Regions from separate parts of the Mus musculus genome. Here region 1 is linked to region 2. Evidence: chromatin loops called from intact Hi-C (ENCODE). Cell type or tissue: gastrocnemius. All regions are shown on one strand. Each heading gives the region's core, and the rest is flanking DNA. Links, peaks and the distances in the headings are about the cores only.

Region 1 (15,502 bases), core at 3,046-11,045, 56 kb after region 2:
GACACCACCATCAAACACAAGATGGAGTCTAGGCTGGGGCTCCAGGGTCTTAGCCCTTTCTTTGCATCCTCTTGGGCCAGGTGGGCCAGGACTGAGATGGAGGACCGAATCAGACATTCGAAGGGTCAGACAGTAGAAGGCTCTTCTGTGTGTCTGGCCCTGACCTACCAGTTTCATGAAGCCCTCAGTTCTTTGTCAGCACACAGATGTGGGGAGACCTTTCCTCAGGCACTAAGCCCCTCAGGGACTATCCCTAGAGCTCGGCCACACCACTGATCCCATTTTGTTTACTCACACCCTGCCTCGTTCCCTTCTGTCCTTGGGAAGCTGTTGGCATAGCGCACCTTCTGAGCACAGGGAATTCTAGGACTGTCCTAGACTTTCCCCTTCTTCTTCCCAGTTCCGTGTCACCTCCTTCTTCAGGAGCTTGTGGCCATTTCTAGGAGTTCAGAAGCAAAAGCGTTTCCTTCCTTTCCCTTCCTCCCTCTCTCCTTCCTTCCCTGGCTTTGTCATTGTGCTTGTGTCTCTTAGGTGCTAGAGGAAGAGGTGGAGATTATGAACCAACTCTTAGCAGCAGAGAGCAGCTTCTGGTCTGCTAGCCTGCCGCCCTCCTCACTGGGACAAGCAGTTCTGCACACAAGGGAGATGTCACATTCCCACCACCGTCAGGGTCAAAGATGGAGGAAGGTCTGGACTCAGCGAGAGACTCTGAGCAAACGGGAAAGGGTGTTTCTTGGGCTTTCTGCAGATTTGCTGGGATCAAGGTTGTCTTGGTGGAGCCTGAGCTGCTAGCTTCTCTGCTATTCTCCACTGGCTTTTCGCCTCTGCCTTCCCACCTGAACCACCTACTGTCTGTTATTTGCTTTTATATTCAAAGATTTATAAACAAATCCTTCCCTCAGGGAAATAGCAAGCTTCTGCAGTAAAGGCCAGTGGAGGTCACAAGAATAAAGCAAACTTTCCAGATTCTTTGTCCTCTGAGATGACGGAGGCCTTGGGTGAGGCAGAAATGGCAGAAAAGCTTCAGGGGGCTAACTTTGCTACAGAAACCAGAGATTCCGCCGCCCCCCCCCCCTACTCTCCAGCATTTCTAACTGCAGGCTGCCTTCAAGGCTGCAATCAGAGAAGTCTCTCTGGAACTGGAGGGTGAAATCATATCCCTGTCACTAAGAAGCGTCGGGTGTTATGTCCCAACCACATAGGCTCACCCAGAGGACAGGTCAGATAATGGAGAACTAAGGTCTGGGAGGGGGCAGCAAAGGGCAGCACGCCTGTGCTTACTTCCCAGGCTTTGGCAGGGAGGCCGCCCCAGGGGTTGGCAGGAAGCTGACTCAGGGAGCTGCTTCCCCCACAGGCATGTCCTTGGTATGGTAGAGACACTAGATATCTTGAGCCCTTGCTATAGGAACATGGGAGGTTCAAGGTTTTTTAAGTGTTGGTCCCACCACTGCTTGCAGACCCAATGTCCTTGCTCCCTTCGTCCAGGGTAAGCTGTGTAGCCACACTGCAGCAGGCCTGGCCTGAGCAGGAGGGAGGAACTGCAGCGTTGTCTTGACTGTTGGAGATGGGGATTCTGTTCTCAGCATCTAGGAAGCAGCTGGAAACCTGTTTTCAGTTCTGCATCTGGTGGGTTCAGTCAATTTTGTATTATCTGTTTAAAGTCCCTTCCACTCTGCCTGAGGGAAGCCCAGCCCATGGATCCTTTTAGGATCTATTTCAGTGGCCCTGTACTCTTAGGGTGAGGCAGGTGTGCATACCTTCCATTCTTACAGCTTGACACTCATCCTTAGAGGGTGGAGATCCTGTTCCAACTTAAACAGGGATTCCACCTCTTGGGCTACAGAACTAGTCAGTGAGAGTGGTGTATAGATGGCTTTTGGGGTCACTGGGACTTGAGTGTCTTCTAAGACTCTGGTCCAGGATGCCCAAGGGCTTCTTGTCTCAGGTGAAAGATAGTTAATCAGAATGTCATTTCCTGTCTCTACTCCTAAGGGAGGCAGGCATTTTGAATGTATAGATCCATAGAAATCAATAGGGAAATTGCTATTTTTTTAAGAAGAGAATCTTAAAAAGCAATAATTTAACTGAAGTAGACGTGCAATGTAAGGAACCCTGAGCCAAGAGCAGGTCTCCTGGGTTCGGGCTGTGCTTGAGTGCCAGTGATACTGTGACATTGGATGAGTCAGGCCTCATTTCTGGGACTGGTTTCTTCAGCTATAAAGGGGATTGCACTGGTCTCCACTGAGGCCAGTTCTTTGTGGAATGTCAGGCATCCTATGCCCCAGAGGATGTGTTCTGAGTAACAGGCAGATCTGAAGTGGTAGAATGTGCGGGGAAGCCTAGATCAGAGCTTCTACAATGTTCCTCCAGGGAGGGCTGGGACATCTTCCCTCCCTCCTGGATAGACTCAAGGGGGTCGTCTGTAGCTGGCACTGACTTCAGGCCCTGACAGTTGCCGTCTTTGGAGTCTACTATGGCTCAGTTGCTAAAGAGATTCAGAAGGGCCTGACTCCTGCTTGGGTTCACTTTGTACAGTGGGCCATCGCTAAGATGATGGAACCATTCTCCCCCACTCCTCCAATGGGATTTGTACAGCGGTGACTGCATGGGAGGTGGTGCTGTCTGCATGGGACAGTACAGATTTCCTCTTCCCCTGTCACTCCACCGGCACTGACTCCGATTGACCGAAGAAACTGCTTCCTCTTTCCCAAGGATGGGTCCTACACCTGCCCTCCCTACCCCACGTGAAAGGCACCTTGTGTTGGATGTAGCCAGACATGGCCGAAGCTTAGAGATGGACCCTTGGACCCTTTTTCCCCAACCAAAGAGGCAGGCTTTCACCCAGAAAGGGAGTCTGGACTGCTGCATCCAATAGTCTCGTAGCTGCTGCTCCAGGAGGTCCACCATTCACCCTGAAGGTTGCTGCTGTGCCTGGCAAGTCATTGAGCTGAGTGCACCTCAGGACCCAGAGGTTCCCTTTCTAGGGAAAAACTGCTGCATCTTCAGTACACAAGGAAGACCGGTCATAGCTACCACTTCTGTCACCTGGTCCTGATGCGAGCCTTCAGCGTGCAATATGTGCTGCTAACCAGTCTAACACCAGGATGCCTGGCTTGTCAGAACAAGTCCCCCATAACCACTAGAACCCCCAGACCAGCTAGATTTGGTAGGTACCCACCATGAATGCTAGGGTTACTGCACAGGCCCCTTCTCTAGATTCTTGTGTGAAACCATTGGCTCCTCAACAAGCAGAAAGGGAAGGCAGGAGAGCAGACCATCCACAAGTGGAGTGAGCCAGGAGCTGCTCAAAGCATTTACACCAAAGAAAACATTTCAGAAGCCAGGGACTCTGTAACTCGAGCCCTGGCAGAAGGAGCCTGGGTCTGAAACCCAAGGGGTTTCCTAGTGGGCTTCTGGTCAGCTCCCTTCCCTGCAGGAGCAATCTCCTCCCTCAGTCCATTCCTGCATTCCCTCTGAGGGGCGGGAGGAATGCCAGCAGGGGAGATGGCAGGACCTAGACACATCCTCAGGACTCTCCCAGCCTCCCTTGCCATGGCAACGCTGCTATTTTTATCCTGTTGTTCATGATGCTCAAAGCTCTGACTTTCTCTGTTCCAGAGAGCCCAGCTGCCTTCTGCCCCCATCCCTTAGCATAGCACCTTCTCGAAGAGGCAAAGGGATAAGGAAGAAAGGGGGACACATTTAAGTCATTCCTTCACTAGAGGGACCTCTTTGGTTTGCTGGCTTAAATAACCAGTTTTGTGTTTTCTGAGAGGTCTGAACTATGATCGAGTAGGAAGGGCCACTGCTCGGGGTGCCTTCCCAGGGAGCCCTGACATGCACTTCTGCCTCTTTTGGGAACACCTGAGGTTCTGAGGAATGTCCTGTTGGCATAAGCAATTCATAAAGTACTCTGCTTGGCTAATTAGCAGTCAGATAACTTGATGTTGCTGTGGAATCTAAGCTACTTCTCCTCTATCCCTCTACCAAGAAGCCAGGACATATGCGCTTGCATCTTTGTCCAATCATTCTATCCAAAGCAAGGCAGCATATATATCATCCCCAGGCTAGAAAGCAGACTCCCTCCAGTTTAGCCATATTCCGTTGAGGTCCCACCTCCATACGCCTGCAAGGGGCTAAGGATGAAGCCCAGGGCCACAGAACCACTAGGCAAATGCTCTCCCACTGAGTTCCATCTCTAGCCTGGAGCACATTGTGATTTTGAAGGCTGCAGTTAGTGAAAGGCATTCTTTAGCTGTTCTTTCTGCCACCCTTCCATGGCCCAGCCTTTACCTGTCTTCCTGTGTCCCAACTTCCACTACACTGGCAGGGAATCCCTGAGAATCACTGGTGCTAATGGTCTCCATCTATACTCCCCTTTGTTGATCTGTGGGGTGTGAACTCAGCATGTGGGGTGGCTGGGCTATGGGGTACATTCTATGTATATCCCCAACACCTCTACCCTGGAAGCAGGTCCGGATCTTAACCCAGCAAAACACCAATCTACATCTTGTTAACCTTTGCTTCGGTTGAGTTGGCTCCTGAATGGTTGTTTTCCTAGGGTGGCTGAGACCCATTTACTAAGCCTCGTTGGTTTTATTTTGGCTCTAGCTGCACAGTTTCCGAAATCTATGCATCTGGAGTAAGCATTTTCTGGTCGCCACTGAAAAGCATGCTGGCAGATTCTGCTCTGATAATTGCTGTAATAAACACACTTTATTACGTCCCTTTGCAGCAAGTGAATTATGTTGTCAAGGCGTGTGGGGTATCTGTGTTGATTTCACACTGTAATACATAGCAGAAGCCAAACTCGTTCGTGCCGATCTGAGAAGAGGGAAAATGAAGCTGTGTAGGAAAGTCAGGAGTGTGTGCACAGGCGAGGAGACCTGGGGGACACCGGAGGCCCTGGTACTATGAGCCTCATTTGTACTGTCTATAAACTGAGAAAAGCCAACCTCCTGCCTCCTAGCATCTCAGGAAACTAGTGGGTCTCGAGCTGGAGAGCGGTAATGGTTTAGAACTGCCCTATGGTCTCACGGCTTACAGCTACTTTAATATAAAATAAAGATCTTTACTTGGGCTTCTCAGAACTATTGACAGAATGCGTGATTGTCGGTCTTGCAAGGAAAGAAAGTCTGAGCTGCATTCAGAACAAAGATTACCAGGTGTTATGAATTATATATCATTAGAGCTCTAAAAAGGATGGAGGGGGTAGGGCAGAGATTCTACTTACTGTGAGGAAATGGGGCCCCAAAGAAAGGACAGAGAACCTAAGCCATCAGCCATAGCCTCAAAGCCAGCCTTCTATAAGGAAGGGCTGGTTTAAGGCAAGTCACGTGACAGCTGTACATGAATTGATAAACTATGGTCTTTAGGCAGGATCTTTCTCTATTGCCCAGGCTGGCCTAGGTACTTACTCTGCTACCTGGGGTGGCCTCGGACATCTGATCCTCCTCCTTGAGCTTCCTGAAGGCGGAGGATTACAGATGATGCGCAGTTTTTGTAGACAGCAGTGGACTGACTGGTCATGGTCAGGATGGCTCTCTTCTCCCAGCTGAGCTTCCTTAATGCCTGGCACAAGGTATTCATGAAGGCTTAACCAGGACAGACCTACATCCTATGCTTTTGACTCAACTGTCAGCTTGCATGCTTGCCCGCTGCTATCTGCATCCGTTTTCACCCTGAAGAAATGAGTGCTATTGTTCATTGAATTCATAAAGTCAGTATTGAATCCTGACCCTGAGCAGGACACTGTGGGCGCCACTGAGGAGAAACAGGATGTCAGCGGTGCCCCCACTCCTTAGGAACTCGAGACATGACAGAAAGCAACATGACAAGACTCAAGGATCCTCTAGGCAGAGCTCAAGCAAAGTGCTTCGGGGCTTGAGAGCCAGGAAAAGCTTCTCAGAGGAGATGGGTTCGGAGCTGAGCCTGGCTGTATGCACAGGCGAAAGCCAATATGGTATTACCATGTTGTGGGAGCCTCTTCTGTCACAAGTGAGTCCACTTGTTCCCAAGTTCCTCTCGGCCCCCAGAGTCTGACTCCTGGCATTGCATTAGTGCTTTGACACAAACCTTTGATCCTACAGGGTTAACATTCAGGAGGGAGGAATGCTGTGTGACTAACAGACATTTCCCAGCACCAGCGGCTGCCTCAGAGGTTCTCCTGGGACAGGAAGGGGGAGAAACAAACCCGAGAGCAGGGCTGGGGAGATGGCACAGTGGTTGAGAGCACTGCTCTAGCAGAAGACCCGGGTTCAGTTCCCAACTCTTATATGGAGCAGCTTACAAACTGCTCGTAACTCCAGTTTCAGAGGATCCAGCGCCCTCTTCTGTCCTCCTCAGGTTCCTGCATGTGCATGGTGCTCATAGGGACAAGCAGGCATAGACAAAAACCCATACATGAAGATAAAATGTAAAGTACCCGAGAGCATCAGTGGACACCTAACCAAGGGCACAGGACACTGTCTGGACAGTGAAGGACAGACCACGCTCAGCATGGACTCTGACAAGGTATTCATAAAGGCTTAACCTGGGACAGACCCACATCCAATGCTTTTAGTTCAAAAGTCAGCTTGGAAGCTTGCCCTATCTGCTCTGTCTCAGACCGTGCTGGGTATAAATACCGGAGCATACACTGGTTCACACTCCAACCTTCCTTCCTCTCATTCTTTCACATTTTGTAAGAGATAGTTTGGAAATCTCAAGGACAACGTACACTCTGTCCCTTCCTTCTGTTGTCTGACTAGAAAGACAGAAAGAGCAGGCTGGCACGGACACTCAAAGTGTCCTTGATGGTCCTGGCTTTATCTTAGATGACTCGCTGGTGTCCTGATAGACCTCATTCCCTACCTATAGAGAGGATGACTGCTGCCCTTCCATCACAAGATGGCTTATGGGGACAGGAAGAGACTGAGGTTCCCAGCTCCATGTTCTAATTGTGCTTGCCTACTGAAGCTGCTTCATGTCCCACAGGTCTCTTAGCCACTTGTAAAATGCAGAGAGTAAAACGCCCCTTGAGTTTCTGTGCCGCCTGCGGTGTGGTATGTTGAAAGGGAATTCTTCCGCGCTGAGTAAGGTAACTTTGTTCAGGCGTTCTCCTAGCTTAGTACCTGGCCCTGGGCAGGTAGGTGTTCAAGATACGGTAACTGAGACGCTCGGTTGGAAGCGTTACAAATAGCCAGTCTGCCTTTCGTATCTCTCACATGTTCTACTGTAGCTAGCGCAGTGCTGGGTGTAGAGGAGAGACTTAGTAAATACAGGTCAAACTGAACTGAAGACGGGTAGGTATGGGGTTGTGAGGAGGGCTGCGCACGCCTGTTAATCCCAGCACTGAGAAGGCTGAGACACAGGATTGTGAATTGAAGGGCAGTCTGTGATAAATAGCAAGGTTCATCTCAAAACTGCAAAAACAGGAATGGTGGGTGCGGTGTGGTGTGTTGGAAGGGAATTCTTCCACTGCAGTGTGCTGAGTATCCTGCAGGAGGCGCTCTAGTCATCTCAGCCTCAGCGGAGCCGGGGTGGGGTGGGGTGTAGGATTGGCCCGGGGAATGGGAGAAGCTCGAAGGAAAAACAGCCCCACGCGTCACTCACATATTTACATCGCAACTGTCAAAACAGTTATTTTTAAGTCGAGTTCCGTCTGCCACGAGTTTAAAACCAAGCTGCGCGGGGGCGGCCTAATGCGCGTGCGCGAAGCCTGGGACCAGGGAAGGTGGCGTCAGGAATTTTGAGGGGTGTGTGCTTGCATGTAGCAGCTCTTCTTTTGGCCACTTTACTCTTAGCTCTGGGAGCTGTGTCTTCAAGATGATGGGTCGGCCGTTCCTGTCCTACAGGAATCAATCAAAGTCTGTAAGGACAAGAGGAAACTGTCCAGTTTTCATTTCCTCTGTCCGTGTCCATGTGTCCCGGGACCCTGACAGCCCCCAACCTGTAAGTTTTCTGCACCTATACCCTCCTAGTTACAAGGTGGGTCAATTTCCACTGCCAAGAGAGCCATCAGAGCCTCTATGTGGAAGCCTGAAGTTGACATGACCCACATTCATTGGCCCTATAAGCCATTCCGAGGAGGACACAAACTGAGGAATTCTATGTGGGTTGGTCAGCACTGGGGTGGGCCTAACCCTTGGGTCAGAAAGCAGCAGAAAAAATGACTTGCTCCCCAATGTCAGGCCTGTAGAGAATTCATTTTTCTCTGGAAAGAGAGGGGCCCGTAGATTTGACACTCTCAGGATGCTTCTGTCCCTCTCGCTCCCTGCTCAGGGGCAATGGGATTTGAGACAGACGCTGGCTGGCCCTGCTGCCATCAATATGTGTCCCAGCCCTGTCCAATGTCTGCTCTATAATGAGTAGTGTTTCGGAATGTCACCTCCATTAATGGGGAAGCGACACCTGTGCACAGCCAGAACCACCTCTCTGTCTTCATTAGGCAGTCCACAGCCTAGCTGCAGGCTGCTCTGGCTCTGTGACAGATGACAGGCAGAGGAGCGAGAGCAGCAGGCTCCTGCTGTCCAGGATTCATTCGCAGACAATGACCCCGAATGCCCCCTCCCCCCAACAAACACCAAAATAGACAGCTGAGAAAAATGTCCTTCTGGAGCAAGGCACAGCAAGGACAGTTAATAGCTAGAAAGCAGGCTTAAGGAACAGAGGAGCAAGTTCCTGGGACAAGCGCCTTTTCTTGTCTCTGATCGCCTATTTAGGGTGGGTTATGGGGTCTCTGCCTCTTTAGCATTCCAACTGTCTTCACAGGCCGCGTTTTTTGTTTTTTTTGTTTTTTCCTCTTCTCATAAATCTGTTTGTTTGCTATGCAAGTCACAGAATGAGATTAGAACTGATGTTCTGACTCTAGATTTCTGTCCATCCCGGGCCTGCACGTAGTCTCCCAGTAAACCCCTGTTCCCTTTAATACTTTACCTTCTTGCCCTCCTAACATAATGGGGCAGCCACATGAGCAGAGCCATAGAATGGCTGGAGATATCGACATGGCTTCACAGGACCCCTATTCCTGTAAAATCTGTCCTTTAAAAAAAGGCCAGAATAGCCAGGCAGTGGGGGCGCACACCTTTAATCCCAGCACTTGGGAGGCAGAGGCAGGTGGATCTCTGAGTTTAAGGCCAGTCTGGTTTAGAGAGAGAGAGAGAGAGAGAGAGAGAGAGAGAGAGAGAGAGAGAGAGAGGGAGAGAGAGAGAGAGAGAGAGAGAGAGAGAGAGAGAGAGAGAGAGTTAGTTCCAGGTGAACCAGGGCTACACAGAGAAACTCTGTCTTGAAAAATCAAAACTAAAAGTCTAGCATGACGGGACCTGAAGACAACCGCAGCACCCAGGAGGATGAGCAAGGGAATCAAGAAGTCCAGGTCAGGACTGGAGAGATGACTCAGCTGTTAAGGGCACTGACTGCTCTTCCAGAAGTCCTGGGTTCAATTCCCAGCAACCACATGGTGGCTCACAACCATCTGTAATGGGATCTGATGCCCTCTTCTGGTGTGTCTGAAGACAGCAACTGTGTACTCACACTCATAAACAAGGAGAAGAAGGAGAAGGAGAAGGAGGAGGAGGAGAAGGAGAAGGAGAAGGAGAAGGAGAAGGAGAAGGAGGAGGAGGAGGAGGAGGAGGAGGAGGAGGAGGAGGAGGAGGAGGAGGAGAAGGAGAAGGAGAAGGAGAAGGAGAAGGAGAAGGAGAAGGAGAAGGAGAAGGAGAAGGAGAAGGAGAAGGAGAAGGAGAAGGAGAAGGAGAAGGAGAAGGAGAAGGAGAAGGAGAAGGAGAAGGAGAAGGAGAAGGAAAGAAGAAGAAGAAAGTCATCCAGGTCAGCCTGGGCTATGTGGTGATACCCTGTCTCAAAAAACCAAAGCAAGCCAGGCGTGGTGGCGCACGCCTTTAATCCCAGCACTCGGGAGGCAGAGGCAGGCAGATTTCTGAGTTCGAGGCCAGTCTGGTCTACAAAGTGAGCTCCAGGACAGCCAGGGCTATACAGAGAAACCCTGTCTCGAAAAAACAAAAACAAAACAAAACAAAACAAAAAAACAAAAACAACAAAAAAACCCCAAAACCAAAGCAGAGAGCTGAAGAGAGCAGATTTGGGTCTCAGAACCATAGGTAGCTCAAGTGTCTGTAATTGTAGACATCCAGTTGCAGATGATTGGATGGTTTCTCCTGGTAAGATATACCTACAGGCACAACACCATAAACATAAAATAAAAATAAATTTAAAATTAAAAAAAATAAAGCAAGGCTTGATAGAAGGTTGTGCAAACATAAGAACATGAGTTTGGATCCCTGGCACCATGTAAAAGCTGCATGTCTCCTTTGTCTCAGCACTGGGCTGGCGTAGCCATGAGGATCCTTGGACCCCATTGGCCATCCAGTCTGGCTTCTGGCTGAATTGGTGTGATGAGAGACTGTTTCAAAAACTAAAGTGAATTCGAGACCAGCCTGATCTACAGATTGAGTTCCAGGACAGCCAGGCCTACACAGAGAAACCCTGCCACCAACAGCAAAGTGAAGAGCTGGTTCAGCGGTTTAGAATACTTTACGCTCTCACAGAGGACCTGGATTTGGCTTGCAAGTACCTCATGGCGACAAACGCCCATCCCAAATTCTAGTCCTATCCTCTTTGGCCTCCATGAGACACACATGCAGTACACTTCTGTACATGTAGACAAAACATCCATACACACAAAATAAACATAAATGCATTTTTAAAATAATGTAAAGAGACATAGCTGCTGATAGTATGAGTCTCCCATAACCTCTTTTCCTGGCATGAGGAAAGGCGCCTATGACTATGGCGATATTCAAGCCACACACCTGAGTCCACACATCTCCCCACCCTGCCTTGGATCCACCACCACTTCCTTTTGTCTCTTCTAAATCCCATTACATGGACTGCGTCCATTGGCTATTGCCTGAGACTAAGGATCCTTTCCTGCTGGGCCTCTGCAGGCCCCTCTGTCCCTCACTCTATGCTGCTCTAATCACCCCGACTCTCCATCGACTGTGAACCATGGTCCTCCCGACCCACTCCTCCCCTTCCCATATCCTGTCTCTATATTGCTCTATGAAAGGTCCTAGTTCACTCCATTTGCTTGCTGGTCTGCCTTCTCCTCCTATGCCAACTGGTCCAGGGAACAGGTACCACAGACACTTTACACCCGAATCCCTAGCAACAAGAACGGGGGCAGGGCGCGTAGTCAGACTCAGGAAGCACTTGTTGGACAAATGAATGAATGAACAAATGAATGAGTGGCCTGCTGCAACCTAATGCATCCATGCACCCTGCTCTGCAGCATCCTTATCAGCCTCTCCAGAGGAGCTTGAGGGTCCTTCTCAGATGTAGCTCTCTTGTCACGCACTCCCCTAAGCCCTTTGGTGGCAAGATTGGTGAGATGTTGACACCTATTGCCGGGAGCCCAACAAATGCTACTCATACTGGTTTCATTATATGTGGGTGTCGTTTTACATCCCCAAATGTGCTTAACTTGTTTTTAAAAGTACAGAAACAAACAAAAGCTTTCAGTAGCTCCCACCGTCTCAGAACAAAGCTCTTCAGTGGGCTTCTGAGGCCTTCTGCAGACTGGCCCCTGCCAGTCAGCCTTTCTGGCTGTCCAGCTGCCTCCAACCCTCACAATGCTCAGGAGACATCCCCACCTCATAGTCGTAGGGCAGCTATGGCTCCCTGGAACCAAGGTTTCTGTTCCCCTTGGTGAGTACAGAGTGGATGAGCACAGTCCTGCACTTCTAGAGAACAGAGCCTGGCTGGAGATCCCCCTCAAGCTCCTACAGGTGCACAGACCTCATTCCTTCCTGCGCTTGCTAGTTTCTGGTTTCTTTTGCTTCCACTATTATTGTCTGTCTATGGCTGTGACAATCCTCACTGTAAGTGCCCTTTGCAGTCGCAAGGACAGGAGTAGATGTCCCATAATGCATTCAATATAACATCTTGGTTTGTTTCTTATCAATAGGTGTTGTCTTTCCCAAGTGTTTCTGGGGGCGGTGTGTCTGATATAAGCCCATTCCTCTGGCGTGTTCTCACTCAAATGTCACTGAGAGAAAGCATCTCCCTGGCTAGGCTGGCTTTCATAATAAGGAGGAGCGACTTTGAATTTCCTATGTTGAGGAGAGGGGAGTGGTGTCCTCTCTCACCAGGACACAGTACTCTGGTGCCATGGTGTAGTGAGATGCCTTCCTCCCACCTCCCACTGTGAGCACTTGCAGAATAGTGTGGCAAGCACCCAAATGTGTTATCTCTGTGTGGACTGAGACTGACCCTGAGAGACAAGGTAAGTGTGTGATACAAACAAAGGCATTGCTACAAAAGGTCCGGGTTGTGAATAAGGCAGTGTTGCCCAAGCCTAAGTTCCTAATCTCTCAATTGCTGTATCCTAGGATCTTCCAGTGCCCCTTGCCCATCCCCAGAGGAGACCCTGGCAGTCCAGTGACCTCTTGCAATTCCTCCACTACTGTTCATGGAGTAACGAGAGAAGAGAGAGATGACGGGGGCAGTGGAGTGGAGGGGGACCACAAATATCCCCCTCTGTTTTCTGTCTGTTCTGTCCTGTTGAGTGAAGTCATTGCTCATCTCCAGGTGCCTCCCCTCAGCAGTAGCAGGCCCCATAATAGAAAGACCATAGAAACAGAAGAGGCCTTGGGGCTGCCACCTTTCCCGGAAATCGTTGAGCGTTCTGCCAACTAATCTCAACAGTATCTATTAGCTTCTCTAAAACCAGTCAGATCCTGTCCCCATTTCAAGGGCCAAGCCTGTATTCACAGTGTGCCCTTAGCTAGAATGCTCGTCTCTGCTTGATGCTTTCCTGACCTCCTGTAGAAAGTTATCCTTAATCAGTGCTGATCAGGCTCTGCTTCTTACTGTGTGTGAGCATGCGCTGGAGGACTCGGGACCTCAGAGTGGATGCCATTGCTCAAGCCCCAGGCCCAGAAATGTGACCTTTCACTTATATTTCCCCTTATTTATTTTGAACTTAAAAAAATGTGTTTTAGAGTGTAATCCCTCTGGGCTCTAGAGCCCCATCTTAGATACCTCTCTCCCTCCCTCCCTCCCTCCCTCCCTCCCTCCCTCCCTCCCTCCCTTCCTCCCTCCCTCCCTCCCTCCCCCTCTCTCTTTCTTTCTTCCCTTCCTACCCTCCTTCCTTCCCACCCTCCCTCCCTCTCTCCTTCCCTTTCTTCTTTTTTTTTTTCTTAATTTTTAATTTTTTTTTTTTTTTAATGTGTGAGGATATCAGATCCCCTGGAACCGGAGTCACAGACAGCTTTGAGCTGCCATGTAGGCCCTGGAGGTTGAACCTGAGTCCCCTGAAAGATCTGCCAGCACCCCAACCACTGTTCTCCAGTCCCCTTAGATGCCTTTCTAATGCACAGTTTATCTAAAACTTCCTGCATGTGGATTTGTGCCAGAAGCCTCTGGCCGTGGGCCGTGCGTGAGCCCCCAAGATAGTCACTTGTCAGCATCAGAACCTTGTCTTCAGGACAGGCCTGGAGGCTGGAACCAAGCAGCAGCTTGGGAAGCATAGCATATGGGTAGCATCCTAGCTCTCTGTGGCACTGAAATCTCTCCTTTGAATCTATTATTTCAGTGGGTTCCCAGAAACTCCCCAAGTAATGGAGCCTATTGCTATTGCTCTTGGCTGCCCACCATGCTTGATGGAAAGACCCTATTATTGAAGACACCTCGTACTTTGGTCACAGGAGAAATCAAGTTGGTATTGACCAGGAAGTTTTCTCCCTTTTGGAGAGTGTTCCTAGTACTGAAAGGTGCTATGCAGATTGCGGGTGTGGGGTTCGGGGTTGGTAATCATCTTATTCAATGGTGAATCCTGTGAGCTCCAATAGCAACAGGCCAGGAGTGGGGTAGTGGTATGAATGGTGTGGGAGTAGCCAGCTGCTTTCTGGTTGGATTTCAGAGGCCACTCCACAGAAAGAAACCCATGCCTGGCTCTGTAAATTTGGCCAAGGATTCATGACCAAGGAGCATATTGGTCTCGGGTGAACCTATTGCTATTATTTTACTAAATGCACACAGCATCCAGTTGCCCTCTAACCTCATATCGCTATACCTATAGATTAGTACAACTCTGACATCATCAGAGAACTTTCTTTGTGCACTCACAACTGATTAGAGTGTAAAGAGTGTCTGTCTTAGTTAGGGTTTCCATTGCTGTTAAGAGACACCATGACGGAGGCAAGTCTTATAAAGGATAACATTTAATTGGGGCTGGCTTATCGGTTCAGAGGTTCAGTCCATTAACATCATGGCGGACACGGTGCTGTAGAAGGGGCTGAGAATTCTGCATCTTTTTTGTTTTGTTTTGTTTTGTTTTGTTTTGTTTTGTTTTGTTTTTCGAGACAGGGTTTCTCTGTGTAGCCCTGGCTGTCCTGGAACTAACTCTGTAGACCAGGCTGGCCTCAAACTCAGAAATCCACCTGCCTCTGCCTCCCAAGTGCTGGAATTAAAGGCGTGTGCCACCACCGCCCGGCTTGCATCTTGATCCAACTGCAGCCAGGAGAAACAGACTCTGGCCGGACTTGAGCTTATATATGAGACCTCAAAGCCCACCCTCACAGGGACACACTTCCTCCAATAAGGCCACACCTCCTACCAGTTCCTCTTTCTATGGGCCAAGCATATTCAAACCACCACATTGTCAGTGGAGTGCTCAGCCCCAAGTGGGATGTCTATAGCATCCTTCCTTCCCCCAAAGCTCAGGGCCCATTGTGGAAGACAGGTCAAAACCAGAGGCTGGGGAGGACCGGAAACAAAGTGTGTTCTAGACAGGATGGGACCATTGTACACACAGCAGCCATGGTTGCCTGCAAAGGACTCCATTGATCAGCATCCCAATATAGACGGGAGAGGTTCACAAGCTCCTACCCCCCAGCTGGGGAGTTACTGACAGTAGATGACTTTCTGGGGAAAGAGTCTGTTTTCTTTAAGAGTGTGGCCCATGAGGTCAACCATCCTCTCTGTTTATATGATCCCTACCCCTGTGAACATATAGGCAGCACATGTTAGACTCAGGAGGTTAATGTATATATATGAAGGAGTGAAGGAGTGGGAGCAGAGGATCTAGGAGGAATTTAGGGTGAATATTATCAAAATCAAGAAGAAGAAGAGGAGGAGGAGGAGGAGGTGGCAGAGGGGGAGGGGAGGAGGAAGAAGAAGAAAGAGAGAGAGAGAGAGAGAGAGAGAGAGAGAGAGAGAGAGAGAGATATTAAAGAAAATTACTAGGGAAGTTCACATCTAGTTTCATGTTAGATGAACTTACTAATTTGATTTACTGAAAGAAAAAAAAAGTGTGCCTTTTTTTTAATTAGGTATTTTCCTCATTTACATTTCCAATGCTATCCCAAAAGTCCCCCATACCCTCCCCCAAAAGTGTGCTTTTTAAAAAAAAAATATTTTTTTTAATTTTATTTCTCTTTGTTTTTCCTGGTGCCCTCAGAGGTCAGAATTGAGCATTGGCTCCCCTGGGACCTCAGTTACAGCTGTT
Region 2 (15,502 bases), core at 5,009-13,008:
AATAGTAGAGCAATTACCTGGCATACGAAAGGCTTTGAGTTCCATCCATCTTCAACACTATGCAAGCACACGTACATCGAATTGTGTGGATGACCAAGCATGAAGGCAAGAAAGGGCCTACCTGCTTCTCTCTCCACCTCCCCTTTCCTTCCCGTCGTAGACACTACAGGCTGCTTATTCGATGGTCAAGATGGCATACCTGAAGAACTTCTCCTGGGGATCCAGACACCTCAACCCTAAGGGTGAGGAGTGTTACATCCCTGAACTGTAGGAGGGTTCCAGATATGACTTCAGCAAACATAGTGTACAAATTCATCCTGTAGACTTAGAAGAGGGAGGGACATATGAAATACAGGGACAAGGGCCGGGCGTGGTGGTGCACGCCTTTAATCCCAGCACTCGGGAGGCAGAGGCAGGCGGATTTCTGAATTCGAGGCCAGCCTGGTCTACAAAGTGAGGTCCAGGACAGCCAGGGCTACACAGAGAAACCCTGTCTCGAAAAACAAAACAAAACAAAAACAAAAACAAAAAAAAAAACAAAAAACAAAAACAAAACAAAAAAAAAAAAAAGAAATACAGGGACAAGAGACTTGTTTACCTAAAGGGAGCTGCATATTTGCATGCCCAAGCAGTCATCTTGCTGGGTGCTAGTCTATCCCTGTGAAAAATTACTACTTTATTCTCAGTCTCTCAGTGTGTAGGATGGGGTCGATTTGTTCTTACGGGGTCACCTGATGGTGGATGGCATATGAAGAATATATAAGTCACTGTCTTCTGGGTCAAACTGAGATCAGCTGTATCTATTTTTGAGAGTCCATCATGTTCAAGGCCTGTAGACCACCGACATTCCCTTCTGTCTTAGTTAGGGTTTATTGCTGGAAAGAGACACCATGACCATGGCAACTCTTAAAAAGAAAAACATTTAATTGCGTCCGGCTTACAGTCTCAGAGGTTTAGTCCATTATCATCATGGCAGGAAGCCTGGCAGCATGCAGACATTGTGCTGGAGAAGGAGCTGAGAGTTCTACTTGAACCTTAGGCAGCAGAAGTGAGCTGCCTGAGACCTTAAAGCCTGCCCCCATGGTGACACATTTCCTCCAACAGGCCACACCTACTCCAACAAGGCCATACCTTCTAATAGTGCCACTCATATGAGCCAAGCATTCACACATGAGTCTCTGGGGGCCATTCCTATTCAAACCACATCTCCTAAAAGGATAAGACCAGTAGTCATTGGGCCAACCACTCCTCCCAGCCAACCATATGTAAATTATGTGCAGTCTTGGGGTCTCAGGTAGGAACAAGAGCGCACAGATTGGGAAAGACTAGAGGAGAGGTGGCCATCTGTGCAGTTATGGGGAAACCATCATCCATGCTGGAGCCAGACCTTCATGTCCAGTTGCTTTGGGTCATCCGTGACCCTGTCAGGAGCTGTCATCTGTGTCCTACAATGAAACCCAATCAACTCATTGGATGAAATGTGGTAGAACTGAGCTTTGGTTTGTCATCAAGACCTTGGGAGGAGGGAGCAGGTGTTGTTCGAATCTCCCCCCCAGGGAAGGAATTTTAGTGACAGGCTAACCAAGATGAATCACTCACTAACTGTTGTCAGGTTTCAGAGAGAAAGTTTCTGTGAGGGTCTCAGAAGGTTGTCAGAGCTTCCTGCCTGCTGTCAGTGACAGACACTCTTGCTGACGGTGGCAGCTTTGAGGCAGGTGCCTATGAAGACTTGGCCTGAGGTGCAGTTGGGGACCTTGACTTTCTTTTCTGCATCGTCTGTCACCAAGCAGCTCAGGACAGTGCCTTACACAGCCACTTTGAACTAGAGGCCACTGGAACTTACCCACCATACCACTGAGATGCTTGCCATGTTGCAACACGTTAGACAGAGACCAGAACTCAGCCCCCCACCCCCACCCCACAACCCTTAGTTGAGTCAGAAAAAGTCAGAGGCGTTTGCCCTGATCAAGTTAAAGGCACTCGCCGCCTCTGCAATCAGGCCCCTAAATTACAGAGCCCACCTGCCAGCTGCCTGGTACCGTCTCATTAGCTGGGTGCGGGGAGAAGGTGTCATATGCCTTATGGGAGCACCTGATAACCAAGTTCTTGCTCCATAATTAAACCCAAAACCCCAACCTCACCCCCACCTACCCCTTCTTAGGGAAAACAGCAAAGTTGAGGCCTTTCCCCTGCCCTGCTCCAGGGAAGGAAAACTAAAGGTGTGAATTATAAGTCTCCAGCCTGGGCCTCTTGTGACTGTGGGATGGAGGGAGACTTAGAGAGGTGCAGTAGAAGGACAGGAGGGAGCCCCAAGTCTTGACACATGGATACCCGGAATCCAGCAAAGCCTGAAGGACAGACTAGCCTCTAGGGGGTTCTGAGGATGGACGTTAGGAAGGGAGGTCCTAGGGAGAGGGATCAGAGGCTGTAGGTTGTGAGATGGCTCAGCAGGTAAAAGGCTTTTCATGTAACTCCATGTCCCCCGAATTGCATCACATAGAAAGGGAGAATCAAGTCAACTCCTGAAAGGTGTCCTCTGACTTTCGAATGTGTGTTATTGTATGGCAGGCACCTTTGTTGTACACATAGCACACCACACACACACACACACACACACACACACACACACACACACACACACATGCGTACTACATAAAAGTAAATTTTAAAGGAAAAGAGGGTGGCGGGTGGGGGAAATCCTGGGACCTAGGACAGGATCACCTACACATAGCCTCCCCCATACCGTCCCCCACTCTCCACTCCACTGAAGGATGGATGGATGCAGGGTGACTGACAGAGTCATCTGTGATACTCCCAGAGCCTTAAAGCCAGAGCTGTGTGAGGTGTTTCTGGCTGACAGGTACACAGAGCACCCTGGCCAGGAGCAAAAGTGTGGTAAGAGAAATAGATTTGCAAGCCTGTGGGAATGCAGGTGACTGTCCCTCGCTAAAGAGGCTCCCCTGAGACAGAATGGGGAACTGGTGTTAGCATTGCTGAATGAGGAAAATCAACCGCAGAGGGGAGGTTAAGTGGACCACAGCTAGCCCATAATTCCTTGCCCTCCCCATATGATGCATAGCCTCTCTTCTGCAACTCTTGTGGGCAAACCTTGAAAAGATGGCTCTGGTGAAAAGGTACCAAGTGGGTTGCTTGCCATGGATACTCCCCTGGCTCCAGCCAGCCATGACTACCAGCCAGGAAATAGAGGAATGGACAACCCAAGCCTCTAGCTCCGATGCGGATTCTGCTGCCTAGAGAAAGGATGGGGCTGGAGGAGAGGAGAAAGGTCAGTGGCCCCGGCCTGTGGAGAGACACCTCTTCCCCATCCTTGCCCCACAGTTCTCTGGTCTGAGCCTGCAGGGTGCCAAGCGCCATGCCCCTGCTCTGGATTTGGAGAGAGCTATAAAAAAAACCAAAACTATCCAGCTGAAGGGAGAAGGTGAATTTACTGGGATAGAAACGATCAGGGCTTCTGGACCTCTGCAGCAGAGATAAAAGATGTGGCTTTGGTTGGTATATAATTGTGTGGCATTTTATATTAAAGCCAAGCCCTTGATTGTGCTCAGTACCCAGCCAGAGCCCAGGAACCTGCCTCTCTCTGCTATCACAGCCAGGAAGTGCCCAGAGCCCTCTCTAGCCCTACCACTCCCCAGGGTGATTGGCTTTGATTGGCACCATGCCAGTGCTGACTTTGTCCCCCACCCCCAATCTGTGGCTGGAGAGAAGAAGATAGCCTATGGCCATGAGTCATGCCTCTGAGGATTAGCACAACCCAGAGAAATGCCTGGGCAGAATGTGCCCCCTTGCTCAAAGTCCCAACTCACGGACATAGCTGAGCTAGGCCAGACTGGACCTAGGGCTAGGGAGGAAGCTACTCTCTGAGGCCCAGCACTAGACCTGCTGATAGCAGGGAGTCCAGTGAACCCAGCCCTGGGGAGATTGTAGCCTTGGAGTCATTGCTGGTTTCCCTAAGTTCCTTTCAGGCCAGTTTCCTGTTTTCTCTAACTCCTGGGAGCCCCTGGGACCCCAGCACAGCCAGGGGTGGCTTGACATAGAAGAGGGAGGGGCACACAAAGGTCAGCATCTGGGGTCACAGTGGATGGGCCCAGGATACTAAAGAGTAAGGAAGAGGAAGGAGTTTAGCTTTATATTCGGCTTCGTCTGGAATGAGTCCTGTGACCTGAGTGCAGTAAGCCACTCGTGTCTCCCAGGAACACAACCCGACTACATGGTGTGACAGATACCAGACCTACTCACTGGAACTCACCTGACCGATCAGCGTGGTTCAGGGACCTTATACCTGAATGATCAGGCATGCCTGAATGTGCGGTCACTGACAGGTGAGTGCCCAGGTGACCAAACGACGGTGGCGTGACCAGGTACAATACCTAAAATACCAGGCTATCCTGAGTTAGACACGTGCCAAATGGCCTGGCAAGAAACCGACCTCTCCAGAGGCCTGCATTCCAAGTGTCCAGCCCAGCCTCACAAGTTGGTGGCATTGGACAGAGGCTCACGTAGCTAGGGGAAGAAAGGGTTTTGTGGCCTGCACTTCCCTGGGGAGCCTGCCCATGGGTCCCCTGGGTGCTGCTATCTCTGAGTACTTCTTCCCACCACTCAGGAGCCCTTACTGACTTTGCTCTTAATTAAACAGCCGGTAAATGAATTTATTCCAATATTTACTCCTGGAGAGACAGAGGGAGCACACGTCATCCAGGTAGCCTGGAGGTGAGTTGGCCAGGCTTCCTCCTCTCCTGGAGTGCCAGGGCAGGCTCAGACGTGAGATAGCTTCCACCTATCCATTTGCCTTCTCTTCCTGGCAGAGCAGGAAGGACCCAGAGGGGATCTTTGTCCCTGAGAAAAACGAAAGCTGAGAAGATGGGAGATTTCAAGGCTCAGCAGAAACACAAACTGCCCTCTTGAGACCAGACCTGGCTCCCCGTGGGAGCCCTCAGAGGAGGCAAGGTGCAAGGCCTTTGTGGTAGAATGGAATAGAGAGCCCTTCATGAGTACCTGAGTCAGCTGCTGCCTGCCTCAGAAGGGAGGTTTGTGGGGACTGTAAGGATCCAGCAATGGCCACTTCCCCCATAGTTATCATTTTTTTTTACTTCCCTGTGGTGTGAGTAGCAGTAACCCTTGAAGTCCAAGGGACACTGGCAGCTGCTCAGGGGAAGCCACCGAGGACCCCTGGCTGGTGCACCTGGGGGAGAGGCAAAGCAGAGAGAACAGATCCTCACTGCTTCAGAGAAAGGCAGGGCGGGGAGCGTGCAGACCCGGAGATGATGGAGGGGAGCAGCCCTTGGAGGCAGTTATTTAGCAGGTCACTTTAACCCAAGGGTTAAACAAATGCTATGACATCATCTTAGAGATAAGAAGACTGGGCTGGCAGAGGTGAGTGACTTGAAATCCAGAGCTGGTGTGCTCTTTGTCTGTGGCTGAGGTCAGGGGAGGCAGCCAGGTTCCACTGCAAGGCAGCCAGGAGCAGGGCAAACTCCAGGATGTGGGGATCTCTGCCACACATCAGGGTGCAGCTCCATTCCCAATGGGACTCTGTGAGTCACAGACCACAGAGCCACTCCAGAGAGAAATGGTGCCTGGCCGTAGGAGGGTCTGGCTTAGATGCTCTCGGGACTCCTGTGGCCTTGGCAGTGGGGTTGATTTCTCCAAAGTCTGCTTTTCATAAAAAAAAAAAAAAAAAAAAAAAAAAAAAAAAAAAAAAAAGTGATCTGACTACTTCTAGGGTTGTGTGGAAGTTCAATGAAATATTGTTTATGAAACGTCTAGCATGGACTGGGGACATGGCTCACAGCTGTGCAGCCACGAGGACCTGAATTCCCAGCACCTACAGTGAAAGTAGTGTAACTGTGCACACACATGCCTCTAACCCTAGTGCGGGGGTGGGGGGTGGGGAGGTTGGGGTGGGGCAGAGACAAGGGAGATTCCCTCAGGCATTCTGGCTAGCTCTGGATTTCAGTGAGAGACACTGTCTCAAAGGAATAAGGTGGTGGTGGTGCACACCTTTAATACCAGCTCTTGGGAGGCAGATGGATTTCTGAGTTCAAGGCCAGCCTGGTCCACAGAGTAAGTTCCAGGACAGCCAGGGCTACACAGAGAAACCCTGTCTCAAAAAACAAACAAACAAACAAACAAACAAACAAACAAACAAACAAACAAAGGAATAAGGTGGAGGTCGATAGAAGACACCAAGCATCTTCCACTGGCCTTGTGTGTGGCTGTCCAGGAACTCACTCTTTAGACCAGGCTGGTCTCAAACTCAGAGATCTGCCAGCCTCTGGCTCCTGAGTGCTGGGACTAACCCCAGCGTCTGACTAAATTCTTCAGACCACTGGACAAAAGTCCCTGCGCTTTCTCTTTCCTGTGTCTCCCCCACAGGACATAGCTCATCCTGGGTCTCACTTTGGGTTCAGTTCCCTGGACCTAGAAGGATTATGGTGTCCAGCTGGAACCAAAGCTCCATCTCTCCCTCTTGTGATGCCCCGAAACACAGGCTCTGCCCTCCTCCAGCATACTTCCGGCTCTTATAAGAAATCAGAGTCAAACAGAAGTGCATCTGCCTTTGGCCATCTGGACTCTGCAGAGTGATGCATCCAAGGAGAGGGACTTCACCCAAAGCTCGAGTCCTGGTACCTGGCCATCAAGAAGGATCTCCCCAAATGCCACCCGCTTGATTAGGGATCAAGCGCCTTTCAGAGTGAGCAGTCTGCGGGTCCCAGGGGACTGTGGCAAGGGCTCCTGGAAGGGCAGACAGAGGAGCTGAAGCATCAGGTCGGGAACCAGTTTGCAGGCCTGCGCACGGGAGGCTAGCCTACCACCGCCTTTCTCGATTTTTACTGCTCCAGGCCTCTGACCTCCTCGGTTGTCGTTTAGTTGTTTTTAGATTTCTGCTCCCAGGGGTTCCTGCAGATGCTAATTTGGCAGTCTGGCCTCCTTATTCTGGAGAAGCCGAACACCCTGACTGCCCCGAGGACCAGGGTGGGGGTGGGGGATGGGATGGTGGTGGGAAGGGCTAGAGTGGGGATGGGGAATGGGACTGGGCCACTTTCCTTTTTAACCAATTTTCTAGGTCTAGGGGACACTGGAACGCCAGCTTTCCCTTTTCCTGGTGCCACCCACTGTGAGGGCTGAGAGAGGAGACAGATGAACAAGTTGCCTCCGGAGAATCTGCAAAGTCAGGCAGAGAGAATCTCAGGACTCCAAGATAGGAAATTCTTGAGCAGGAAGTCACCACTCTCCGAGCTATATCGAGCCTCTCCTCGGGCCAGAGCAAGCTCCGCGTCCTTTTTGCTTGTCTGAATATCTGATGCTGTTGGAAAGCAGCACGTGGGTCAGGAGACCTGGGGGCAGCTTCTAGCTCCAAGGCACAGAATTAGGAAGGAGTAAGATCAAAGAGCATCCCTAAGGGTCTCAAACAGGCTGGTGCTGGGAGGGGGAGGCTGGTGGAGGGGGAGCTGACCCCAGCCAGGCACCGGCCTTATCCCAACCACCCCACCTCACTATCCAAAACTCAAGGCTCCTGGCATGCAACACTGCTGCTTCTGCACTTAGGTGAGTCCCAGGCTTAGATCCTGGGAATGAGGGACCTGAAAGCTCCCATTCAGGAATGATCCTAAAAGATAGTCTTTTTTTTTTTTTTTTTTTTTTTTTTTTTTTTTGAGACAGGGTTTCTCTGTTGTAGCCCTGGCTGTCCTAGAACTCACTCTGTAGACCAGGCTGGCCTCAAACTCAGAAATCCACTTGCCTCTGCCTCCTAAGTGCTGGGATTAAAGGCGTGTGCCACCACTGCCTGGCAAAGATAATCATCTTATGCTGGACCTGGTGGTGCAAGGCAGGAAAGTCACAAGTTCAAGGCCTGCCGAGCTATAAAATGAGTTCCAAGATCAGCTTGGGCAACTGAGACTTTCTCAGCCGGGCGGTGGTGGCACATGTTTTTAATCCCAGCACTTGGGAGGCAGAGGCAGGTGGATTTCTGAGTTCGAGGCCAGCCTGGTCTACAGAGTGAGTTCCAGGACAGCCAGGGCTACACAGAGAAACCCTGTCTCGAAAAACAAAAACCAAAAACCAACAACAACAAAAAAAGTGGAAAAAATTAATTGTTTTAAATGTTTCTAAGCATTCTCCAAGTGTCAGATACTTTCATGTTTACCCACTTCTCAATCCCATGAGCTAATGCCACCAGTGTTGTATTTTATAAAAAGAAAGAAACCAGGGATATGTTTGGTGGAAGTGTGGGAAGGGGGGGGGGGAAGGGGTTCTTCTGCGAGCCCATGCTGAGGCATCCCTTCACCCCGAGGGACCAGCCACGCCACACTATAGTATAGAATAGAGTTTATTCAGGACATAGAGAGGGGAGTTGAGAGAAAGGCAGAGAGAGAGAGAGAGAGAGAGAGAGAGAGAGAGAGAGAGAGAGAGAGAAGAGAGACGAGAAGAGAAGAGAAGAAGAGGAGCAGAGGTCGGTCATGAGCACATGGAGAGAGAGGGGAGTGGGGAAAGAGGGTAAGGAGCGAGAGCAAAGCAAGAGAGAGCAAGAGAGAGGGCTGGAGAGATGGCTCAGCGTTTAAGAGCACTGACTGCTTTTCCCAAGGTCCTGAGTTCAAATCCCAGCAACCACATCATGGCTCACAACCATCTGTAATAGGATCTGATGGCCTTTCTGGTGTGTCTGAAGACAGCTATAGTGTACTTAGACATAATAATAAGTAAATAAATCTTTAAGAAAAAAAAGAGCAAGAGAGAGAGGAGGGGACAAGCAGAGCCCCTTTTATAATGAGTCAGGTAACCGTGGGGGTGGAGCTTAGACTAAATACCAATAATCAGCATTGTCCATATATATATTCAATTGTTCATATATCAGACATATCCATATATTTCATAATTAGTTAATTAATTAGAAATTCTCAGGCTGGCCTATAAACTCAAAATCCTCCTGCTTCTTCAATCTCCCTAGCGTTGGGGTCACCCACATGCTCCACTATGCCTGGCTCTGTCTCTAAGACTGAAACGTGAACACAAGGCTCCATAGCTAGTAGCCCATCCATTTGAGATTTGGACCCAGGGACCTGGATGTGTGTGTGTGTTTGGGGGGGTGGGGGAGGGGAGCCAAGGATTGCGGCTTTGAGATTCTACCTCAGTGTTCTCATCCATATACCAATTGATCCTATCCAGTAAGTTTTTAGTTGAAAAGCACTAGAACAACCACTTCCTTCTGACTTAGTGTCCCCTTTCCTGCCTTGTAGGACACAGTTGCCCGAATAGGAAGTAAACAACAGCATCCCTTCTCAGGCCCGGAGAACGCTGCTCCATGGCCTCTGCTGCCACCTGCTGGTTGTAGAGAGTAAGATCGGTCTTGGGGCATTTTTTTAGAGTTTTCTCTATGTGACGTCATCCTTTCTCCTTAGCTATGGGACCATTTCTGGTGTCATAGGACTATTTGACTCCCAAGCCTCCTTCTCTTCTGAGATCCAGGTTGGTAAATCCCAGTGCAAAAGGCTCTACCCCTTCAGCACCCCATAACTCCCCCCCCACACACACCGTCAAGTAGCATGCTTCTGAGTGTAGACTTGGCCAGGGGGCTGCATATTTATCACACCCAGAGTTCCCCAGAGGGAAATGATACAGACCCTGCTCAGACTGGTGGTGAAGCAGGGTTAAGATCCAAACCAGAGAGGTGATAAAACTGTTGCTTTCTCTAGCATCCTGTGTCGCTCCAGAGACCCCTAAACCAAACAGAGATGGAGGTGAGAGCCCAAGGTTTTCGGAGTAGTTGGGCACAGGCTCTACGGCTGAGGTGTGGCCTGAGGCTCCCAAGAGTGGAAACTAGAAATGAATTAGGTCCCACGAAGAGAAGACAGAGTGGTGGGCAGGACCACGAAGAAACAGAACAACGAAAAGGGACTGAAAAGGAGCAGTCAGACAGGAGCTGAACATGAATGAATTTGGTGGAGACTCCCACATCTTAGAGCAAAGTTTGGGGGTTTCACCCAGCTTCCAGGTTTTTGTTCGCCTGCAAGCTAAGAGCAGTTACACTTTTTCTTTGGGTTCTAAGTGCTCAGCCGCTCCAAAAACCTTGGGCTCTCACTTCCATCTCTGTTTGGTTCAGGGGTCCCTGGAGTGACACAGGATGCAACAGCTTTATCAGATACTTAACAGAACTCACGGCTCTGGACAAAGTTTTTCATTTAAAAAAAAATGCTTGAAAAAGATATAAGAAGCCGGGCATGGTGGTGCACGCCTTTAATCCCAGCACTCAGGAGGCAGAGGCAGGCGGATTTCTGAGTTCAAGGCCAGCCTGGTCTACAAAGTGAGTTCCAGGACAGCCAGGGTTATACAGAGAAACCCTGTCTCGAAAAACCAAAAAAAAAAAAAAAAAGGTATAAGAGATAATTTTTTTTGTAATGACTGAAATAATACGAGGCTCCAATTTCAACGTCAGTTAATAAAGTTTTATTGGCACACAGCCATGCCGTTAGGCTTTGTCCTTGACTAATTCCTGCTACACCGGTGGACAGAGGTGGGTAGTTCCAACACAGGGCTCACAGGTTTAGAGCATTTATTATTTGTCCCCTGACCTCAAAGCTTGCAGTCCTTTACCCTAGAAGAAAAGGGTGGTGGGCCCTGGAAAGAAGGGGGACCTTGAGCTTCTGATGGAGGTGGGGACACAGGAGCAGTGGCCTCTCCAAGAGCCTTCCTAGATTCTGCCACAATAAAAACATTCCCCACTTAAGAACCCGAATCTTCCCAGTCCTGTTTCCCACAGCCTGATCCACCACTACGAAGGCAAGTATATACCTCTAACTCTTAAGATCTCTATCAGCACAGGGAAAGATAATGGCAGACCTTGAAGGTTTGTTGACACTTCTGAAAGATACCAGCAGCTCAGCGGCTTGTGAGGTGAATGTACTTCCAGGCTCGGCCACTAGAGGGCAGGAAGGCCCTGCTGGCTGCTCGGAGGTCTGCAGGATTCCCGACCTGGGAAGAGATGCCCTCCCCTGCTGTTTACAACCGTGCCCTTTGATCAGCTCACAGCCTGCCAAGGACCAGGCTAATGCAGAGCTTCCCACTGCGTCGAGGCAGGTCTCCTTCTTGCCTTTTCTCTGTTTCTGCCTTGCAGAACAGACTGACGGGAACCATGAAGGTAAATGGTCCCTGCACAGGTCTATATCATATAAAGGACGCTTTACTCACACCCCAACACCGGACCGTTTGGCATAAATCTAACTCCATTCTCTCTTCAGAGAATATCCTGCCTCCCTCCCACCAACCCATCCTTGTTGATAGGGCTGTAGGGATCCTGAGGATGACCTGTTGGGCGAGGGAGATCGGCAAGAGGGAGGCAGGCCAGAAGGTGCAGTTCCAGAGGTAGCAGGCACCAGGGCACACAGCTGCCATGAGGAGTAGGCTCTTCTAGACAGCTCGGCATTGTGGTGTAGTGCCTGACTGCTGAGAACACACCGCTGCAAGGCAGCGGGGCTTCCCCACAGGTAGATGCCTGGCATGGCCTGACAGGTAAGGAAAGTAGAGAGAACAGCTCCAGGAACCAGCCACTTTAGCTCAGAGTATACTGAAACACCTCACTGAAACAAGGGCGCCCACTGCGGGGCTGTGATGTTCTGGGCCCTGTGGGCTCTTTGCCATACAGGATGGCGAGCCAGTCAGGAGAGTCTAGGCTATTTGTTCTCAGAGGAAAACTCTCTCAGTTCAAAGTGCTGCCTGTCACATCCCCCACACCCCTCCACCCCAGACTCCACATTCCCAGCTTCCCCTATCCAAGCACCAACATGGGACTTGTCGGTTGGCTGCTTTGCAACTCCTGTTGCAGATCCCCACGGAATCTCCTTCAGCCTGCCGCATGTTCACTCTGGGGCTAGAGTCTCACTCCATGATCTTGTTACATGGAAGAGAATGCATCCCACAGTATCAGAGAAAACCTTGGAAAGCAACATCTTTACTCTGAAGAGCCTCTGAAGAGCTCAGGGGCTGGCAGGAATTTGGTGGAGGGTCTATCTTGCTCCTCCAGAGGAGACACATGTTGCAGGAGGGCGGGGAGGGAGGACGCCACACCAGGAGCAGAGGGTCTGGGAAATTCAGGGTTCTTCAAGAAATGGTGGTTCTGCTGTGAAGGAACAGGGGATGGGGATGGGGGTGGGGGAGGAGAATGAGACAGGGAGGGAGGTACCGGGGAGCATGAGGTAGCATCTCTATTATCTGGGTGACCTACAGGGTAATAATGTCCCAGGCTGAACCCAGTGACCTCCTGAAGACCTTTCTCTGTTCCTGCAGCCTGCCTGGCTGGTGACACACCCTCCTCTAAGCACCCTGCCAGGAACAGGCAAATTCCCCCTCGCCCCTCCCTCTTCCCAGCTCAGCAGTCCCTGCCAGCTCCACAGTTTGCCAAGTTTACCTCTCAGTTTTCTCAAATCCACCCCAGCAGCTCCCCTTGCCTTGCTCTCAGCAAAGGCCTCCTGTCTCCCCTGACTGCTCCTGTCCCTGGGGGATGGCAGGCTAAAGGGATTCTGTCCTTTGCCTTCTGCCTGCCTAGGTAGCACACTGTGGGGTTAGGTGCTAAAGCCAGACGCCTTAGGTTCAAACCCACCCTGCAGATTCATAGCTGGGCAAGCCCACTTCATATCTAGAGAAAGCGAGTCTCATTAGTTGCTGTTCCTCATTAGCAAAATCAGAACTTGACAAAATAGGTCTCAGACCTGCTGGGAGGAATACCGGGCTTTTCTATGTGTGCGTTCCTAGCTCCAGCTTCACTACCTCTCCTGCTTCCTCCTTGCTCTGTGCTCAGTCCTCTTCTTCCTCCCTCCCCTGTCACTCCTCCCTCTATGGACCAGCATGTTCTGTCTCCTTCCTCTGCTCACTGCATACTACTGGCCCCATCATGGTGCCCTGCTTCCCTGGTCAGTGGCCTCTGCATTCTTCTTGCTCTCCCCTCACCCCCTAAGATTGTGTGCCTCAGACCCAGGTCCCCAGAGTTCTCAGTCTTGTCTGCCCTTGCAGCCATTAGGGGATCTTGCAAGTGCAGCTTGCAACCACAGTGCTTGCAAGCACTAAGGGATCTGTGAGCTACAGTCCAGGGATGCTTGCAGCATCGGAGCACCACCTCTCTGTACCTGCTCCACTGCTTAGGGCACTGAGGATGCAGTGAGGACCAAGCAAAAAGGGATTATACACCATGGCCTCCAGGTTCCCCTTGGGGCTTCTGAGCAGAGCAGCCAGCAGTGGGATGGGGCAAAAGGAAAGGAACGCCAATCTGGTGTGGCCAGAGGCTCTGGCTCTGATTTTCCTTTGGCCATGAGAGGGTCCTGAGATCCTTGGGACTGTTCCCACCGTGATGTAACAGTGTTTTCTGAGCTGGTATTAGAGCCAGAACTAAAGCTAAGCCACACAAGCCAGGAGCCCAGAGACGGGTGATGTCTGCTAGACTAGTTGGGGTGGGGGGCAGGGCTATGATTCATTCATTCATGCTTTTCCCTCATCTAACCCATCCTTCAGAAACTTTGTGCATATGTGAATGTGTGTGCACATATGTGTGCTGGTGTGCCATGAACATGGAGACACCAGGCATCAACTTTGGGCATTCTTTTCTCTACCCTGGTAGCAAGCCCGTAGGATCTGCCTGTCTCTCTCTTCTGGGTGGCCGTGCCCTGCCTTTCATTCGAGCGCTAGGAATCCCAACTCAACATCCTCACACTTTTGTGCCATGAACAGCCCAGTAATGTTTATGTTACCATGGCCACCATAATCAGTCCCTTCTGACAATGGAGCCCACAACCCCCTGCTTGCTAGGCAAACATCTCCAGAGATTCATTCCTAGCCTCACGCACTAATTTTATTGCGTCATTATTTGGGGAGCTGGGTATGGCAGCAGGTGCAAGAAAGAGAATATTGGATAATACTCCCTCTGCACTGACACCCCCCCCCCCGCCATGTAAATGTCATGAGGGACAAGTGTCAGGGAAGGAAGCTGCACTGTGCACATCCTAATGGAGTAGGACAGCAGGCTGTTTGCCACTCAGTGGTGATATCATTGCCTAAGACTGTCTCTGTAGTCATCCTGTGACAAGGCTCAATCCTGACCTGCAAGATTTAACTTAAGGTAGCGTGGTGAGGCTGCCAGGCCGCTCCGGCTCTAAGAGTCCAGAGCCAGGATCAAGCTGCTCAAGGTATCTGAAAAGCAAAACCCAAGATCCAGCGTTGCCCAGTTGCCCCCAAGCAGCTGCAACCTCTGCCTCTGTGCCTCTCCCCTGTGTTCACCTAGTACAGATCAAACATTTTATAAACCTTGGCCCAGAAGCTGGACAGCCTGCATTTTAATACCACTTCCACCCTTTACTAACTATGTGACCGTGGACAAACCTCCTAACCTCTCTGAGCTGCGGTATTGCCCAGTAGAGCCTGCCTGTGGGTAACTAGCTCTGTTTAATGGGACCTGCACTTGCTTTTGCTACATTGCATGCTGTGAGTCTTGTCTTCCTGTCTCAAGGCTCTAGAGCATTAGGATATAGTTTGATGTCTTCAATCTTCTTCATGCCCCAGGGAGTGGCATGGAACTTCGCTCAGAGCAGGCTGGCCCGAAATACTTGTTGAATGACTTTAAACGATCAGTATAAGTGTTGGCTGAAGTCATTGCACCCTGGCTCTCCAGGAGTGGGCAGGGGTCCTCTGCAAGTCACAGGGAGCTGGCAAGGGCAATGCCAGGCCATCTGGCAGGGAAGGGCAGGGTAGGTGTATCCTCTGAAGCAGGTGTTCCAGGAAGGAGAGTGGAGCCAGCCTAGAGGATTGACTGGCCCACCACCGAGCTTCTGGACCTGGGACAGAAAAGGGACAATCCGCATGGCCCTTCTCGGAGGAGGGCAGCCTGCCAGTTAAGTACCAAAAAAGGCTACCTTAGGAATTCTGAGGCTTCAGGAAAGACAGGGTACACCTGGTAGTTGCCACAATAAAGAAAAGAGGGTGGTTGTGCCTTGAGGGCAGAATATGGAGTGCTGCAGAGCCGGCCCCCTGAGAGGCAGGGAAGTGGAGAGGCCCTTCAGTGTCCCAGCTGGCTCAGGGCTCAGTCTCCAGTCACACTGTGCTTCTTGGCTTCCTGGAGCACAAAGAGGCTGCCTGCTCTCGGGTCTGGAAGCTCAAGAGATCCTTGGGTAAGCTCGGGTAGGGCAGGGGCTCCTGGTGCACCTCCTGGGAGGATAATAGCACAGTCTCATGGGGACTGTGTTCTGAGTAAGTTGAAAACTAGGTTTCTTCTTGTCTAGTTATGTGTGAGGCCTTGAGTCCTGAGGTCAACTCCAGAACCTAAAAAAGAAAAGAAAACAAAACAAAACAACAACAACAAAAAAAGATAAAGCAGGATACAGGAAGGATCGGAGGGGTTTCTTTGTGAATGGTCAAGAAAGATACGGAGTGTTTGATTTCAAGTGAGGGCAGTTGTTCTCCTGCTCATACCTGCCCATACCTGCTTAGAAAACAGCTAAGGCTAAAC

The links. Peaks named below come from ENCODE experiments on the same cell type or tissue, not always from the same donor. Only the 100,000 strongest peaks of a DNase experiment are listed, where the experiment ranks them.
Region 1: it touches region 2 in a loop (5-fold over the local background); 16 of 42 quality-filtered maps call a loop at or near these places.

The regions. Positions count from the first base shown.
Region 1 is chr1:132,204,821-132,220,322 of GRCm38, forward strand. It overlaps Gm29695 (a long non-coding RNA gene), which reads left to right. Exons shown (of 2, transcript XR_387385.4): 2 at 1-4,727. It also overlaps a transcript of Lemd1 not described here. Among named protein-coding and RNA genes, the nearest start is that of Lemd1, 14 kb to the right of the region's middle. In gastrocnemius, for the core only: CTCF peaks have their summits at 6,333 (motif pointing left) and 7,480 (motif pointing right); DNase peaks (open chromatin) are centred at 3,496, 6,306, 7,577 and 8,463; H3K4me3 peaks cover 519 bases; H3K27ac peaks cover 471 bases.
Region 2 is chr1:132,146,614-132,162,115 of GRCm38, forward strand. Gm30242 (a long non-coding RNA gene) reads left to right here and starts at 3,982. Exons shown (of 3, transcript XR_387381.4): 1 at 3,982-4,340; 2 at 6,509-6,712; 3 at 7,085-7,529. In gastrocnemius, for the core only: CTCF peaks have their summits at 9,338 (motif pointing left) and 10,940 (motif pointing right); DNase peaks (open chromatin) are centred at 6,690, 9,329, 10,955, 11,469 and 1 more place; H3K4me3 peaks cover 280 bases; H3K27ac peaks cover 1,816 bases.